Regions from separate parts of the Homo sapiens genome. Here region 2 is linked to region 1. Evidence: chromatin loops called from intact Hi-C (ENCODE). Cell type or tissue: B cell. All regions are shown on one strand.

Region 1 (4,000 bases):
CTTAAAAGGCTTAGAAATGTCAGCCTGAAACCTGAGCATATGATGCCAATCATGTTTCTGGCTGAGACGATTTTATTCAGTAGCACTCCCTGGCTGCCAGCTTATTGTGAATGGCCAAAACCCAGGGGTAGGGCTTTCCTGATGTAGGGGTAGGGCTCCTTCCCTCCCTACACTCTCGGGACAGTTGGACCCCATGATATGGCCCCCTCCCAGATCTGACACTGCAGCCATCTTTCTCATCTTTTACTCAGTTCATTAACAAACAGCTATTGAGTTCCCATGCATAGTCATTGGCCCCTGCCTTCTGTGTCCTGATGAATTAGCCTCTTGTTATATTTGGGAAAGAGCCCAGAGTTTGGGGTGTGAAAGGCCCTTGGTTGTGCCACATATAGGCTTGTGATTTCTGGGGGATCCAATTAATGCTTCTGGGCACATAATCAGTGCCGCCCCCTCCCATCAAGGTTGGGAGAGTCACATGCGATGGTGAAGGTGAAAGGCCCTTGTAAATAAGGGACACATGCCTGTGGTTGTTGTCATCCTTACAAGTGGATTCCCTTGGATTGTTGTTCATGCAGCAGTCCCTGCACTTTGCCTTTCCCTGCTGCCCTGGCAAGCAGGCCTCGTGCTGGCCCAGAGGTGCCCTGCTATTAGTACCCAATCCTGACTGAAGCTTGAGCAGCCTTGCCCAGATTTAGGCATCTGGAATAGCCTACGGCCCTTCTGCCCTCTTGCCCTGCCTTGCCACCATGGTGCCCACTGCCTGCCTTCCCAATACAAACATTTCTGCTTAGTCCCTTCTGCCCATGACCTCAGCAGCCTGCAGTCCCCACCAAGTGTGATGCCCACTTGTTCTTTCCAGTGCAGGTAATAGCCAGCTGCCTCCTCCTCCCACATCTAGCCCTTGGAGCCCCAGATTTTCAGCCAGCCTCTAAACTCTTTCTTCTCACCTGACCAGAGGTCCAGAGGCCCAGCCAGTCACCTGCTTACCCTCAAGACCTGGGCTCTCTGGGGCCCCACCTGCAGGCAAACTGCAGCCTTCCATCCTGTGTCTGAGTCCCCAGACCCAGGCATAGACCTCAAGGCTGGACACCTGCCTCTTTCCTCCCCACTCCCTAGTAGCCTGGCAAAGCCTGAATGGACCAGTTTCCCAGGCTGGCAGGATTCAACTACCCCCACCCTTGGGCCCCACACCCCCTTAGCCTGCCCTCACATTCTCCTCTGGTTGGCTTAGGTCAATACAACAAACACATGTGCAATAGGAGGGATCTAAATGAGACAAGGTGGGGAAAAGGGAGAGATGAGAAGAGAGTCCCAATGGGTGCTCTGCCAGTGCAGTCCTTCAGCAATTCCCAGAACATGATCAGAACCAATGCCTTCCGTACCCCTTTGGGACTTACTGTCCCATGTCTAGAAAAATCTTCCAGCTGAGAGTCACAGAGCAGCTGAGAAAATTTAAATAAACATGGGGCTCTTTTTGCAATCTTTGGTGCTTGCTCATGTGAGGATGTGTATTGGAGAATCAATATTGGAGAATCAGAATATTAAAACATCAAAGGGTATCACTTTTGTACAGTTTCTCTTGACTGATTTTCATGTGAAGAAAGAAAGGACCAGAGCCAAGAAGATGATGGGACAGAGGAGTGAGTGTACAAGGGTTACGCATCTGCAATCAGATTTCTCCCAATATTTCATTGCTGCTGATTCTTTGGAGGCTCTTTTTTCCAATGCTCTCTCCTTTTCCTTCCTGAGAAATTTATTTCTGTCTCTGGCATCAGTCTAGCCCCCTGAGGAGGATCAAGCCAGGAAAGCTGTCCACACCATCTGCCTTTTCTGAGGGTTTCTGTCTTCCTCTATTACACCACCAGCACTCTCACTTCTCCTTTGGCCTTCCCCTTTTTCTGGTTCATTATGCATTCGGGAAAGTTGTGTTTTTGTCTTGCCATTGAGTGGGAGTTCCCTCTGTGTGATCAAGTGTTACCATGTAGTTTTGGACTTTGGCCACTTCCAAATTCCCCACCTACTTCTATGCAGAGGTTGTGATTTCCTTTTTCTCTCTAATTCATTTATATTTGTGCTTGACTGTAGCAGGCTGTAGTGAGTGGTGCTGTAGCCTATGTTGGGGTCACCTGTGGTTAGCTCTGGCTAAGCCCACAGCTTCCTTAGCCTCTCTGCCTGCAGATATTCTAGGGAGTGGGCCCTGGGAAATGAATGACTCAGGAGTAACTTTCAATTCATGAGGAAAAATGTCCCACAATCCTTGCTCTTGGTGTAAGAATCTGGGTGTGTTTTACACAGTGTCTGTGGGTCCCTGGTGGGACTGAGCCCTACTTGCCCCATTGGTAATATGCTCTTCAATGCACTTATTCACTGGCATCATCTCCATCTCCTCCGTGTTTTCCATTCCTACTCCTTCCCTCTGTTTCCTGGGATCACTTCCCAAATAAACTACTTCTACAGGAAAGCTTGCAGGGTCTGCTTATAAAGGAAACCAAATAAACCCAAGAACTAACTAAAACCTTGTTTATCCTCTTGCCCTCGGTAGCTGCAGCTTTATTTGAACCCCTGGCCGCCAGGACTGGAAAACACCCAACTGTCTAGTTTACCTCCTGCCCACCCCAGCCCCAATTTATGGCTGGATTCACTCCATTACATGTTGCTCCATTTCTAAAGTTTGTATTTTCCAGTCATGAACTAGTCTAGTGATTGCGAGCTCTATACACCAAGACCTAATTTCTGGTATGAAAGTATCTCCTAGCTGGAGATGGCTTCTGAGTAAGGAGGAGGGCTGAGAAAAGCAGCTTTGGATGGGGATAATGAACAGGCTAGAGTTGGTGTTTAAAATCCAAGTGGCCACTTCCAAAGATAGGCACCTTCCTTTCATAATTGTTCTGTTGGATGGAAAGCCTGAAATGGCTTCTGCTCATTCAGGTGTTGCTGATGACGAAGTAACATGGCCCAGCGCTGCTACCTAGTGATCTCTGCTGGTGCTCACTCAGATGGGGCTGAGAGAAGACTTTGTGACCTATGTGAGATAATTTTAGGTGTTAGACAGATGAACATATTTGGTGTTAATGTACTTCATCATCACCCCTTGTTTTTGGCAAGTGGTAGTGGATTGCCTTCATACTCATGAAAGAAAGTTTCTTTTTTTAAAAAAAAAAATAATATATTTATTTAAATAAAGGAAAAAGTCAACTAGTACTTGGATACCACAAAACATTGTGAGGTACTGAAATTTGGGAAACAGCATCAAAGAGTGCTTATGCAGGGAGCATGAATTTGCTTTGTCCTTCTTGCTAATGTCAACCATTGTTTATGACCTTTAAATTCTTGTTTCACACAAGGTGGGGATTTTCTTATGATTTAAAAAGATATTTTTGGAAACCAAAGCATATTCCTGACAAGCCTGTGTAAGCAAGACTTTTTAAGCTGGGTCAACTGATTGCTTGACTAAATGAGGAGCATAAAAATAGACTTTCAGACTTAGATTGAAATTCCAGATATTTGCTTCTGGAGGCTGCTACTGCTAACCCATGCCCAGCTGCACATAGGCAGGCTTGGCTCAGCTGATGGGTGGTGGTGATTATTGATTGCTTAAGAACTGAGCTATAAATGAAGGAACTGAAAGCTCAGCACCTCACCCCCAGTGCCTTCTTGGCTGTTTGGGCTGACCTGCCACTCCAGGCAGGAACTCTCATTTACAGGAACATATTTATTTTTACATATCAATGATGTATTTTTGATGTACTTGATTAAGTAATATGGGTTCAGCCCCAGGAAACACTATTCCAGTTTATAAATAGTGAGTTCAGGAGTATATAATATTTCTGACATTAGAGCAGTATTTTTGTTTTTATGTGTCTCTGTACCTTTACTTTTTAAAAGACCACTCTGACCCAAATACATTCTGCTTTTGTTTCCAAAACACATATTTGTATGAATTTCTAGAACCATCTGCTGTGTTCTTTTCTCAACCACCTAACTGTACACATTAATCCCA
Region 2 (4,000 bases), 810 kb before region 1:
TGACTAACTAAAGCCATGCTAATCATGCACTGATTTTCAGGGCTTTCAGGATCACAGACCTCACACAGTCTTTCATAAAATTGTGCCAGACTCTATTCTTTTCATTGAATGACATTAGAGACTTTGTTAACATTTGTGGCCTTCTGAGCTCCCTCCTTTAACCCTTCTAGGAGGGCTTCCTTATATTGCTTTAGCCTTTCTATAACTTTCTCTTCATTTGTGTCCCACTAAGAGTCCGTACCTGGTAACTGGAGCCTCACATATTCCTGGGGGTTTTGGTAATCAGTCAGAGCATGTTGCTCCAGCCACTTGATGGTTGCCTGGAGCACCCATCACCTTTCATCTATGTTAAAGAGGTACATAAGCAGCTGATGGCAATTAGCCCAAGTAGGGTTGTGGGTCTGGATAATAGTTTGGAGCAAATCGATTAAAGCTTGAGGCTTTTCAGTATAAGATTTTTTTTTTCTCCAATTTAGGAGATCAGCTGAGGTAAAGTATTGCCACACACAGGAACAACTTTTCACCATATGCCTGTCCTTGTCTACCCCAGTATGCTGCTCTTCCCTCAGGGGCATTTGTATTACAGTCTTAGGTCATAAATGAGCTGCCAAGGGTGGGGTTTCTCCTACAGCTTCATATACTCTCTTTTCTACTCTGGGTAGCCTAGGGTTGTGTGTGTCCTGCAGAGGCACAAGTGCTGTGGGTTCAGGAGTCGAGAGTCTCTCTTCTCAGTAAGGGGAGGCATCGCCAGTGCCACTTCCTGCCATAAGTCTTCTGATATTGGGTCGGACAGAACTTTAGGAACCATCTTCCCAAGGTGGGTGGAGCAGGATCCTTCCTTGGTTATCTGTCCCTTCGCCACTAACATTGCTGCTGCTGCCTGTCCTTGTAACCATTGTGGCAGTTCTAAAACCAGTTGTAACCAAGTGTCTATGTATAGAAACTGGTCTGGGTGCCCTGACGTACAGGTTATCTTATGGCATACCTTTGAAACAAGGGACCTATCTAGGCTTCACTCTGATGGCCAACCCATTTCTAATGCTGACCAGTCTATCTCACACAAAGTTCTAAGTTTACCTGGTAAACTTAGTGTCATAGTAACTCCATAGTCTCTTTTAAATCCCTTCTTGAAATTGTTCAACACAGTTCCTAGAAGTATGGGCTTATTTTGTGTCTGACCATTTTTCTCCTGAGACAATACAACACTCACACTGCAAGAGGGAAAGGGTAAAGGTCACTCACTCATCTGATTCACACTAAATCAAGTAATTCAAGCCAAGCCAAAATCAAAACCAAAACCAAAGTGCTGATAAAGGCATGCCGTGGGTATTCAGGTCATGATTCTACTCAAACAGGGTGGGCAAGTTTCCAAGACTGGTCCTACCATGTTCCAGATATCCAGACTCCAAGTGCCAGTTCCTTCCCATCATTCAGCCACTGCATCAATCCTCCACAGGGGCCTGCCGTACACTGCTCTGGTGAGGCATTCCACTGGAGCAATTCCCTAACTGGAAGCACTCTCAGGATTCATGTCACTCAAGCTGCATGGAGTCTCCCTCAGGGATACTCCATAGGTAAGGCATAAGCTGCCTAAGGGGCTGCCTCAATCTTCTGTTAACCACCTCACTTTCTGCTCAGGGAACCAAGAAATGTAGCAGGACAAACCACAGATAAAACCCTTCAGACACCAGGTTAAAGAAGGAAGTTGGTTTATTTGGTACGAAGTGTCGGCCGACTTGCCTCTCAAAAACCTAACTCCCCAGTAGAGAGATTACTTCCCCTTTTAAAGGCTTACAACTCTACGGAGTCCATGTGAAAGGGTTGTGATCATTGAAGCAAGCAAGGGGTACACGGCTGAGGGTGCATGCATCGGTAATCAGGACAGAAGAGAACAGAACAGAAAGTTTCACAATGCATCCTCACACAATGTCTGAAATCTATTAGACAATACAAGTGGTTAGGTCAGTGATTGATTTTTAACTACCAGGCCTAGGGTGCTGCCTCAGGCTATCTGACTATTGGTCTCATGTCTGCCTTTCTTTCACTTTTGCTTTCTATTTATTTTTCTGAGTTATGAGACAATAATTTGGTGGTCTTCCTTACCACCTGAAAACTGGGCCATGGTGTGGACTGCTTGTGAAATTAAGGGAATGTGGGACAGAGTTAGAAGCAGTTTCTGTGTCATTCTGTCTGTATGTCTTTTGCAGGTGAAGTTATGGGACTGCATACACCCCTTACCAGATTGTATCCTCAACCCTACCTGACCTTATTGCTGCTCACTCTCTATGTCCCAGGATGAAATCCCAAGACAATGGAGAAGTGCCCCTTCATGATGTGAAGCACCTAGTCAACTGGGAACAGAATTTGAGGTAAATTCAAGGAGCCCTGAAGACAGGACTGCTAGTGTCTCTCCCTGGGTTGGCCACAAGACAATGAAACACTGGAAGATGTTTGTTTTTTGGTGTAGTATGCTACTCTTCTTTCTAGAAGACAGTTTTCTTTTTTTTTTTTTTTTTTTTTTTTTTTTGCAGGGAGAGGTGATTTGGATGATGGAGGGTCTCAGCCCCATTCCCAATTCACTGCGGATTCATGCTCCACAGGAAAACAAAACAAAACAAAACAAAACAAACAAACAAACAAACAAAAATATGGAGCCCCACAGTCCAAGCACAGCCACACAGGCCAGCAAAAGTTTAGGAGATTAAAAAAAAAAGAGAGAAGAAGCACAGAAGTGTGTTAGCTACACTCCTTTGAGCAGACTCCACTTACAGGCATACACACACAGAAACACACAATGTAACACACACACACGCAGACATACAACACCCACAACACTCCCACAGAAACACACAGCCCAGCAGCTCCTGAGGCTGCGTGGCTCTATAGGAAGCCACATCTGGGAGAGAGCAACCCCAGAGAACACAGGCAAGCTCTACCTAAAACCACAGTGGGGCAAGATTCAAAAAGACACACCCCTACAATGGCTAGGTAGGACTGAGGAATCTTGTAGATCCTTTTGCGTCCTTAGGAATTTTGCAGTTTATTTCTGGGGCTCTGCTTGGTGTTTTCTCAGGCTGCCTCACTTCTGCCCTTCCCCAGGTCCATGGGGACTGTCCCATGGATCCCACAAAAAAGGTAGGTGAGAATCCAGTGCTGATGAACCCCCACAGAAGTCTCCTCTGCCAAGATGCAAGGAATTGTTGTAAGGCAATGGTGACATTCATTGTGAAGATAGCCAAAGCTCATAAATAGGTCAGGTGCCCTGAGCCTCAGTGATGTGCATTCATGAGGCAGTCTTGGGTGCCTGGCTGTCAGAGCTGTCAACTTGCCTAAGCAGAGGAAAATGGTATATAGGTAGAGCCAGCCTGGTATCAGGAAAAAGGCTGCCTGCAAAAACCCACTGGAAGACCAGGGACCCTTCAGCTATCTCCATGGCCAGGTCCCCCTGGAGTAGATGTTTCAATACTGTGAGGTGGTCTGTAGAAACTGCTCTTCTGACTTTATTCCTAAAAGACACTGTGTTGCAGAATGGAGTCCCATGAAAATTGGAATATAATTGGTTTGTTGTTGAGGGTTCCTTTGGTGATAGAATCATACCTGACACCCTAGGGGTGGGGGTCAGTGAAAGATGGCTGGGCTCTAGACCTCATTGCCTCCCTTCATCCTGGGCCTCACAGGAGCTCTCTTGGAAAGACAGAAACCCTGAAAAAAGCAAGTCAGAGATGGAACAGTGTTCTCACACCATGGACTGACCTCTCATGAGTGCAGATGAGATTGAAACAGTGTCTCAGAGGTCATCTGTGGCAATGGCAAGCCTGAAAAGCAAGTCCGTTAGTTCTGTTGAGGGTCACTGTGGACTCCCAATGAAAGCAAAGGAAATCAAGGCTCACCTGAGAGAATGAGTTGCCTTGTGCTTGAGTCTAAGCAACGCTCAATGATTCTTGTCAGAGGAGCCAAAAGCCTTCTGCAAAGTGCCAAAAATCTCTGTCCCCAGAATGAG

The links. Peaks named below come from ENCODE experiments on the same cell type or tissue, not always from the same donor. Only the 100,000 strongest peaks of a DNase experiment are listed, where the experiment ranks them.
Region 2: it touches region 1 in a loop (12-fold over the local background); 2 of 110 quality-filtered maps call a loop at or near these places.

The regions. Positions count from the first base shown.
Region 1 is chrY:7,722,326-7,726,325 of GRCh38, reverse strand. It overlaps the pseudogene RFTN1P1. Among named protein-coding and RNA genes, the nearest start is that of TTTY16, 23 kb to the right of the region's middle. In B cell, no CTCF peak of the experiment used is centred here; DNase peaks (open chromatin) are centred at 1,905, 2,985 and 3,595.
Region 2 is chrY:8,533,759-8,537,758 of GRCh38, reverse strand. No RefSeq gene overlaps it. Among named protein-coding and RNA genes, the nearest start is that of LINC00279, 100 kb to the left of the region's middle. In B cell, no CTCF peak of the experiment used is centred here; a DNase peak (open chromatin) is centred at 1,788.